Regions from separate parts of the Homo sapiens genome. Here region 1 is linked to region 2. The links are chromatin loops, found by intact Hi-C in ENCODE. Cell type or tissue: OCI-LY7. All regions are shown on one strand. Region 1 overlaps BCR (BCR activator of RhoGEF and GTPase). Region 2 overlaps BCR (BCR activator of RhoGEF and GTPase).

What was found. Hi-C counts contacts between places; a loop is a spot of excess contacts. Peaks named below come from ENCODE experiments on the same cell type or tissue, not always from the same donor. Only the 100,000 strongest peaks of a DNase experiment are listed, where the experiment ranks them.
Region 1: it touches region 2 in a loop (8-fold over the local background); 8 of 110 quality-filtered maps call a loop at or near these places.

What each region holds. Positions count from the first base shown.
Region 1 is chr22:23,205,739-23,210,738 of GRCh38, forward strand. All of the region lies in intron 1 of BCR (BCR activator of RhoGEF and GTPase), which reads left to right. Among named protein-coding and RNA genes, the nearest start is that of BCR, 28 kb to the left of the region's middle. In OCI-LY7, no CTCF peak of the experiment used is centred here; DNase peaks (open chromatin) are centred at 172 and 2,393; H3K4me3 peaks cover 772 bases; H3K27ac peaks cover 2,390 bases.
Region 2 is chr22:23,267,107-23,272,106 of GRCh38, forward strand. It overlaps BCR (BCR activator of RhoGEF and GTPase), which reads left to right. Exons shown (of 23, transcript NM_004327.4): 5 at 1,302-1,409; 6 at 4,426-4,486. Among named protein-coding and RNA genes, the nearest start is that of LINC02556, 57 kb to the right of the region's middle. RefSeq lists an enhancer at 2,010-2,680 and a silencer at 2,055-2,104. In OCI-LY7, no CTCF peak of the experiment used is centred here; DNase peaks (open chromatin) are centred at 1,395, 1,955, 2,445, 2,855 and 3 weaker places; H3K4me3 peaks cover 4,012 bases; H3K27ac peaks cover 4,842 bases.

The DNA of each region.
Region 1 (5,000 bases), 61 kb before region 2:
AGAGGCAAAATCGATGCTACTTTGTGGATACTTACATAACCATTTGGAATGTGAGCATGTGAAACTATAAAGAGCATTCTTAAGGCCTAGGTCACATGAAAACAGGTGGCAGTGGGCTGGATTTGGCCTGTGGGCTGCAGTTTGCCAACCTGTGTTTCACAGCGAGCTGCCTCCAAATGCCTGGTGGTGATGCAATCGATGACAGAGCCAGGTGTGGGCGTCTCACATCTGTGCTCAGGAGCTCACAGGAGCTTCTCTCCTATAGAACCTGTGAGGCAGGTAGGGTAGTCTTCCAAACCCCATGAGGATTCTTTCCTCAGAGAAGTTGCCGGAGGAGGAAAAGCTGGATGAGAGATGGTCACTTGGTTTCTAACTTCCCTTTCTCTTCCCTGTTTCCTGCTGCTTCCCAGGGCTGAATGAATATTCCCTGAAACAAGGCTGGCCATGAGCTAATAATCGTTGAAGCCAAATGATGGGGTAATGGGCATTCATGATGCTGTGCTCTTACTTTTGTATTTGTTTGAAATTTTCCAGGATAAAAAGCTAAGAAAATAGGCTGGGGGCGGTGGCTCACGCCTGTAATCCCAGCACTTTGGGAGGCCAAGGTGGGCGGATCACGAGGTCAGGAGATCGGGACCATCCTGGCTTACACGGTGAAACCATGTCTCTACTAAAAATACAAAAAAAAAGTAGCCGGGCGTGGTGGCGGGCACCTGTAATCCCAGCTACTCGGGAGGCTGAGGCAGGAGAATGGCATGAACCCAGGAGGCGGAGCTTGCAGTGAGCCGAGATTGTGCCACTGCACTCCAGCCTGGGCAACATAGCGAGACTCCGTCTCAAAAAAAAAAAAAAAAGTTAAGAAAATAGTCATTCATTGATTAAAGTTACCAAAAAACCCTTCCACATTGAGAGAACAGGGTGTTAAAACTCAGAAACCTTTTCAAGCCCCAAGATGAGCAAACTTGCTCCTCTTATTTCCTAGCAGCAGATGTTCCTGAGAAAGGGGTAGCTGTGCTTGAGCCATTCCATCATTCATCCAAGCCATCCATCTATCCATCTATTCATCATCAATCCAAGATCCAAACATTTATCTATTTATCTATCCACCCATCCATCCAACCAGTCATACAACCATCCATTTAACTATTCTTTATTCATCATCCATCCAACTAAATCTATTCATCCCTCTGTCATCCATTCATTCCTCCCTCCCTCCCTCCCTCCCTCCCTCCCTCCATCCATCCATCCATCATCTGTCTAACATCCAGCCAACCATCCATCCATTCAACATTGAACTATCCATTATTCACTCATCCATCCAAACATGCATCCATTCAGTCATCACCTATTCATCCATCCATTCATCCTCCAACCATTCATCTGTTCATTTGAAGTTGATGTGACACCTACTGGGGTCCAAGCACAATGCTTAGGCCTTGACTTTGTCCTTGACCTCAAGGAACCCATAGACATATATTAAAAACAGCTGATAAAGGGGTGCTGGGATGGAAGTGAGTACCAACCAGGCACTGAGAAGTGACTGACTCTGCTGGGTTAGCAGAAGGAAGACATTAAGGAGAGGATGGCCCATTAGTTGGATCTTGAATGGACTCAAAAGGAGTATATTGTAATCCCAGTACTTTGGGAGGCTGAGTTGGGAGGGTCGCTTGAGCCCAGGAGTTCAAAACCAGCCTAAGCAACATAGCAAGACGCTGTCTTTACAAAAAATTAAAAATTAGCCAGGTGTTTTGGTGCACACCTGTAGTTCCAGCTACTCTGGAGGCTGAGTTGGGAGGATCGCTTGAGCCCAGGAGTTTGAGGCTACATTGAGCTGTGATTGCACCACTGCACTCTAGCCTGGGCGACAGAGACAGACCCTGTCTCTGAAAAACAAAACAAACAAAAGGAGTATGTTAGGCCATTGTAGGGGAGGAGGAGAGGCCTTCTAAGCAGGGACTGTCACAAAGGAATGAAAGAGCCTAACAGCCTGGCCTGCCACAGGTTTCTCAGACACTTGGGATAGCTGGCATATGGTGTTGGGGTGAGAGACCAGCTAGTGATGATGTGGGGTGGTCTGGTGTTGACCCCCAGAGGCCAGAGAAGACTTCTGCATGGAGGATGGAGTGAGCATGGAGTGTGCGACTGCCATAGGCCCTGCTCAGTGCCCTACACCCCGTGTGTGCCTGTGACACCTGATGGCCTATGCACCCCATACACACAGCTGGACAGCAGACCCCGGCTGCCCTGGCTGAGGCAGGTGTGCCCATCTGTACCCACCTTTGCTTTGGCTCATTGGCTCCTGGTCTCCTGTTGCCGAGCACCTGTCTAGACAGAATGATGTTTTGTGTCTGTGCAAAACAGACACGCTGGAGCTTCGTGTTTGCAGAGCTTCATGCTTCAGTTGGTACCCCGTGAGGCTTGTGTGGGCAGCTGTTCAGAAACCTCAATTGGGCCCTCTGGCATTTGTGAGAACCTTGGGCTGGAACCCACCCGGCTGGCAGTGCAGGAGAGCAGCCCTTCCCCCTCGAGGGCCTTGTCCCTTTCACCTGTGCCGTGTCTGTGTGACACTGAAGCTCTGTCTGGTGCGGGTTGAAGTTTGTGACCCCCACTTACCAGGCCCAGAGCATGCATGGTGGACTGTGGGAGATAGTCATTGGGATTTTTCATTTGATTTTATGTTTTTTTTTTAATCAAGGTAAAATACATGTAACATTTACCATCTTAACCATTTAAAAATAACACAGTTCAGTGGTGTTGAGTATGTTCATGTTGTTCAGCCATCACCATCTGTCACTGAATGTTTTTGTCTTGTACAACAAAAACTCTGGACTCAGCCAGGCACTGTGGCTCATGCCTATAATCCCAGCACTTTGGGAGTTCGAGGCGGGCAGACCACCTGAAGTCAGGAGTTCAAGACCAGTCTGGCCAACGTGGTGAAACCCCGTCTCTACTAAAAATACAAAATAATTAGCCAGGCATGGTAGCGGGCGCCTGTAATCCCAGCTCCTCAGGAGGCTGAGGCAGGAGAATCGCTTGAACCCGGGAGGCGGAGGTTGCAGCGAACTGAGATCGGTCCACTGCACTCCAGCCTGGGCAACAGAGCGAGACTCCGTCTAAAAACAAACCAAAAAAAGCTTCTGGACTCATTAAATATAGGCTTTCCATTTCCCCTCCCCGCGGCAACCACTGTTCTACTTTCTGTATGGATTTGGCTAATCGAGGTACTTCATATGAGTGGATTCATATAGCCTTCGTCTTTTGTTCCTGGCTTATTTCACGTAACGTCATGTCCTCAAGGTTCATCGGTGTTGTAGCATGCATTAGAATCTCCTTTCTTTTAGCCGGGCGCGGTGGCTCACGCCTGTAATCCCAGCACTTTGGTAGGCCGAAGTGTGGATCACCTGAGCTCAGGAGTTCAAGACCACCCAGGACAACATCATGAGACCCCATCTCTACTAAAAATACAAAAAAATGAACCGGGTGTGGTGGCACACGCCTCTAGTCTCAGCTACTTGGGAGGCTGAGGCAGGAGAATCGCTTGAGCCCCAGAGGTGAAGGTTGCAGTGAGCCGAGATCACGCCACTGCACTCCAGCTTGGGCTACAGAGTGAGACTCTGTCTCAAAAAAAAAGAATCTCTTTTCTTTTTAAAGCTGAATAATATTCCATTGGTAGACACACATTTTGTTTATCCATCTCTCTGCCAGTAGACACTTGGGTTGCCTCCACCTTTTGGCTGTTGTGAATAATGTTGGCAGGAACATGGGTGTACAAATTTCGTGGCTTGTTTGCTAATTTATTTATTCATTTTTATTTTATTTTTTTGAGATGGAGTCTCGCTCTGTTGCCCAGGCTGGAGTGCAGTGGCGCGATCTCGGCTCACTGCAACCTCCCCTGCCTCCCGGGTTCACACCATTCTGCCTCAGCCTCCCAAGTAGCTGGGACTACAGGCACCCGCCACCACACCTGGCTAATTTTTTGTATTTTCAGTAGAAACGGGGTTTCACCGTGTTAGCCAGGATGGTCTTGATCTCCTGACCTTGTGATCCGCGCCCAGCCTATTTTTTAATTTTTTTAGAGATGGGGTCTTGCTGTGTTGCCCAGGCTGGTCTCAACCTCCTGGCCTCAGGCCATCCTCCTGCCTTAGCCCCCTGAGTAACTGTGATTACAGACATGCACCACTGCGCCCCTACTCAATGGTATTTTTCACATATCAGATTTTTACATTATTTGCCCCTCACCCACTTAACAGCTATTTGTTTTTCAACTAACTTCCTTTACTGTTTCAACAAATTTCCAATTATAGTAATTTTTACCCTAGAAAAAAGAAATTATGGGTTGAAGGTAAAACAAAAATACATATCTTGTGAATTATCTGTTCTTTTTCAAACATCTTAAAGACTTAGGCTGGGCACAGCAGCTCACACCTGTATTACCGGGAGGCTGAGGCAGGAGGATTGCTTGAGCCCAGGAATTTGAGAGCAGCCTGGGCAACAAAGTGAGACCCCATCTCTACAAAAAAATTTGAAAATTAGCTGGGCATGGTGGCATGGACCTATAGTCCTGGCCGCTTGAGAAACTGAGGTGGGAAGATAGCTTGAGCCCGGGAGGTCGAGGTTGCGGTGAGCCACAATTGTGCCACTGTACTCCAGCCTGGGTGACAGAGTAAGACCCTGTCTCAAAAAGAAAAAAAAAAAAAAAATTAAAGGCTTGAAAGATGTCATGATGTCATTTGATGGTTGTATATGTGCACGTATGTGCATTCAGGTGTAATTTACAGACAATGAAAGTCACTCTTGGTATACTGTTCTGTGAGGTGTGACAGCGTTCTGTAGCCATTACCTTCATCAAGATACACAGCAGGCCTATCACCCCAGAAACTTGCATTACCCCTTGTTCCTTGTAGGCATTTCTCCTACTTGCAGCCCACGACACCACTGATGTGCTTTCTCCCCTTACAGTTTAGCACTTTTCCGAATGTCATATAAATAGAATTGTACAG
Region 2 (5,000 bases):
CACCAGCTTCAGAGGGCAGCGCCGTGTCTGAATTGTTTACCACTGCGGTGACAAGGCCTAAAGCAGGCCCTTGGCTGCTTTGTACCAAGGCTGGGAGGCACTCAGTGACTTGCAAAGGAGGGAGGAGGGAAAGAAGGAAGAGCTCTGGGCCTCATCACTGCACGGATGAGGAAGAACCTAGAATTGGAGGATGCAAGGACTCCTCCAGGTGGTCAGCATGGCAGGGGCCTGGCAGGTGTCTTCCAGCTGCTACCCTTTCCTCGTACACTCTAAGACCCTTCTTGCAGCCCTTGTAGGGAGCAGGGCCAGAAGATCAGACAGTGCCAAGGGTGCCTGGTTTATCCAGCATCTGGGATTGTCATCTGTAGAAACATAAAATTCAATATAAATGCAAATGCACATGGAAATAAAATTTAGGTTTGACACAAAACAAACACCAGGAGCCGTGAATGCCTTGGGCTTCCAGCTTGCAGTCAGCTACAGTGGGAGTCTCCAGCCCTGACCAGTGCATCTCCTGGGTCTGCCCTTATACTCCCCAGGCCTAGGTTTGCTGATTTTTCCCTCGCTGCCCATAAAGGTGTTGTGGGGCCCAGAGATGGCAGTGTCTGCTGCACTCACACAAGTTGTTGCTGAATCGAGTGTGTGTCTGAGCTGGAGGTGCAGTGAGGAGATCTATTATTGCCATTGGTTTAATAAAGAACAAACAACACCTCTCGCCTTACAGCCGGTCGGTCTCCCCCCACCAGGTGTGTAGCATGACACCTGAGCACCCTCACCAGGCCCAGGATGGGCTTGTGTCTGTGCAGTGGGAGGCTCTCTTCTGCAAAGACGGCCGGACTTGGCATTTCTTATGTGTCTGAAGGGACTGGACATGCGTGGAACACCATGGGTGGGAAAGGGGGTGACCTCTGTGTCCAGGGTACACTCTTGCAGCCAGAATGGGAAAGTGCTGAGCACAGACACTTGTCCAGATTCACTGACAACCTCAAACTTCAGCTGCCGCTCATGGCACCATTTCAGCGAATGGGGTGGGAGGAATAAGTAGCTCTGGAAGGGAACTGTTACCTGCCTGGCGCCGTGAGTCACTTCTCAGCATGTCATTTTGGGAGCGGGAAGTGTGCTGGGTGCGTGGGGAGGGGAGCAGGTGGGAGGGAGCAGCACGGAAGCGCCGAGGCCTCTGCAGCCTGTGTGCCGTCTGCTGTCCCTGGAGTTTCTGCAGAGCTGTGCACGGGAGCCTGCTCTTCAGAAAGATGGGGGAGCAGCAGCACCTGTCCCACTCTCTCTTCCTTCCTCCCCCTCAGGCCAGCCAGCTGGGTGTGTACCGGGCCTTCGTGGACAACTACGGAGTTGCCATGGAAATGGCTGAGAAGTGCTGTCAGGCCAATGCTCAGTTTGCAGAAATCTCCGAGGTAATGCCTTGATGCCGTTCAGACAGGTGCACCGCTGACTCCCACCTGTACCCTCCACCTCCCGAGGAGAACAGAGTGCACCAGATCAAGATCTGGTCGTGAACCCCAGCTGTTTCCAGATTCTGTTGGGTTCGTTGCGTCAGCCCTGTGCTGGGGATGCTGTTGTGCGCAGACCGAAGGAGCAGCCCACAGGGCGTCCTGCCTCCCCGGGGGCGAGGGCCTGATTCTGGGGGTTGCCGAGTTCCGGGGACACTCTTTGCACTGTCTGTCTGCAGTGAGGGGTGTCTGTAGTTCTGCCTGTGAGCAGCTCTCTCCACAAGAGTCCTGAGGCTGACTTTGTACCTGGCACTGGAGGCGAGGCCGGAGGTGGCCCACTCTTCCTTTTCTAGCCTGCCAGAGACCTTGAGAGCATTGAGGAAGCATTGAGGGGCTAGCGCCGTGGGGCGAGGGCTCATGGCACCTGTGCTCTGTGGACCCATGTGGGGAGCAAAGCGACAGGTTGGAGCTGCACTAACCCAGGCCCCAGGTCTGAGAGGCTGCTGACTCCCTGCCTGCATTTAGCCCCAGGAAGCTGAAACCTCAAACCATGTGGTGTTAGCGCCCAGGGCCTCGAAAGAGTCATTCAGAAACAGAGACCATGAATGGGCCATTCAGAAGGCTGGTGGCCCAGCCAGAACCAGAACCCAGCCACACCCCTGGGTCTGCACTCCAGACTGGGGTTCTTTCTGCCCTTCTCCAGCCTGTGTCTGCCTGGTGGTCACTCTGCGACATTTTCCTCTTTGGAGGCCCTTGCCTCTTCATGAGCCCCCCATCTCGCTGTAGCTTTGCCTTCTGACTTGGCTTTCCCCCACCCAGCAAGGGTTCTGAGCAGAAAGCCCTCCGTGTGAGAACCGCAGGGTTAGAAAGAGGCATGGGCACTAGAAATAGGGAGTGAATGCGGTCACCCTTGCTGGGACACCCTCAGCTGTCACCCCTGGGCTTTGTTGCTGAGGCTTTGTGCCGTCTTATTGTTTATCACCGGATGGAGCATCACGGGCTTCGCTCTGATGTCTCCAGTGGTGACAGTACCTGCCGCTCTGTTCTTCCAGAGTCTGTGGGGCACCCTGCTCCGCCAGGTGCTGCTGGTAACAGGCTCTGCATGTATCCGGGGCTCCAGCTCCCTCCCCACTGCCAGCCTCCCTCTGGACCATTCAATCTGTTCTCTTTTCCTTTTTCATTAAATGAGCAACCCTCCTCCCCCACAGCTGGAATGGTGGCATCGAATTTCAAGTGACCTTGACAAATCAGGGACCTGATCTTTTAAGAACAGGTTACAGTTAAGCGGGCAAGTTCAAGTCCACCCAGACAGGTTTCTGCAGAGGAGGGAGGAAACACCATGGGACGCCACCTGGGGATCACGTGGTGCCACCAACCATGCACCAGTGGATTCTGAGCCATGGTTGAGATGCAGGGAGTGGGATGGGGCTCAGGACCAGCTGCAAACCGACCCACCGTGAAAGTTTGTGGCACCTGCACCATCAGGGCGACATGCACTTTGGTTCTCTGTGTTTCAAAAAAGACCCAGAGGAATTGGAGCCACCCAAAGAAAGCAGAGTCAAACGCAAGGAAGAGAAAGCAGCAAGCCCTGCAGAGGTGTTGGGGGGTCAGTGCTCAGGCGTGGGAGTTCGAAGATCACCCTCAAGTACAGGAAGGAGTGGAGTAGTGTCCGTCTTCTCCTGGGACAGTCCTGAGAGATGGGCAGCATCCAGTTAGATCTGGTTCCATGGAACACCAGCTCTCCAGACGGTAGGAATAGGAATTACATGAAAAGGGCTTTGGGAGTCAGGCCAGTTTGGGAAATGCAGGGTTAAACCAAACTCACAAGTTTTCTTGAGGCAGGTTTTCCTGGAGCTCCTAGATAACTCCCAAGCATCACACTGTCCACGGACACGTGGGCCGCCTCCCAGGCTCTTGTGAGCCCAGCACCTGGTTTTTGCAGTCTTTTGTTTGGCTCTCCCACCCCCTTACACCCTTTGGGAACTGCTGAGTCAGATATACAGAAGAACAGTCACTGCGAGGGCTGTTAAACTCTCAGGAAAGGTACCAAAGTGCATGGCAGCGTTTGGCCCCAGTGAGCTGGAAAACACTTTCGTCTGGTCTTGAGATGTTTCCTGCAGCACAAGAGGTTGGCAGAGCAACCTCAGAACCTCTTCTGTCTCTGTTTATGCTTTTGTTCAGAAGCTTAGTACCAGGAATTAATCTCAGCTCCTTCCCAGAGGATTTTAGGCACACAGGGATCTTTTATTCTGCACTTCTCCAGTGATGCTTTCAACACAATTGTATCAAAACAGCCTAGGCTATTCACTTACAAGCCCTGCTTTTGCCCTGGGAATCTTAGCACCTCATTTTTTAGTAAGTACACTTGCAGATCCGGAGAGGGCAGGTGGAGGTATAATCCAGTGTCAGTCTGCAGTGGTGGGCCTGCCCTGGCCGTCTCCAAAGATGGGTGCTCTTCGGAACTGGCAGCCCCCTGCATGCTGTCTAATTGCCCCAAGAAAACAGTGACGTGTGTTTAGGAGCATGCTCCTGTTGGCCTCCATTTACAGGATCCTCTGTGTCAGAGGATCTCAGCCAGGCGTGATTTTGTTCACAAGGGACACTTGGCAATGCCTGGAGACATTTTGGTTGTCAAAACAGCAGGAAGGCAGACGTGCTCCTGTACCTATAGGTAGAGGCCAGGGCAGCTGCTCAGCACCCTAAGGTGCCCAGGACAGCTGCTCAGAGAATCTGTAGCCCAAAATGTCAACAGTGACCTGGCTGAGAAGCCCTGTCCCAGGTGGACCGCAGCATCCAGGGCATCCTGCGTGCTCGGCTTGCTCGTGGGTCCCTGCACACCCTGTGACTTCATTATCAGCTCAGAATGCACCTGGGGTTTGTTGTAGTGAGGGAAAGCTGAAATTGTTGCCAAAGGGGGAACTGTCTGCATCATCAAAGCTGCTTCTGTCATCTGTGTGAACATGCGCTTTTCTCTCTGCAGAACCTGAGAGCCAGAAGCAACAAAGATGCCAAGGATCCAACGACCAAGAACTCTCTGGAAAGTGAGTTCTGCATGCTGAGGTCTCTGTGTGCCCTCGTCAGGGAGGCTGCTGCTGGCAGAGGGGGCGTTGTGGAAAAGCAGACACAGTGCCCACTTGGGTCATCCCTTGGTGCCTTCCCTGTTCTCTCTTCAGATAGAGTGGGCACGAGGAAAGAACAGCTCAGGGAGGGCAGGGAAGGATACCATCAGGACCAGTTTGCCACCAACATTAGCAACAAGGTGCTGCTTAAATTGACTTAAATGTTATCCTGTTGACCCCAGTGGCCTCATAAGGAGGATTTTTTTTTTTTGAGGCGGAGTTTTGGCTCACTGCAACCTCCACTTCCCGGGTTCAAGTGATCCTCCTGCCTCAGCCTCCCGAGTAGCTGGGATTACAGGCACACACCACCACAGCCAGCTAATTTTTGTATTTTTAATAGAGATGGGGTTTCCCTCCGTATTGGTCAGGCTTGTCTGAACTCCTGACCTAAAGTGCCTTGGCCTCCCAAAGTGCTGGGATTACAGGTGTGAGCTAC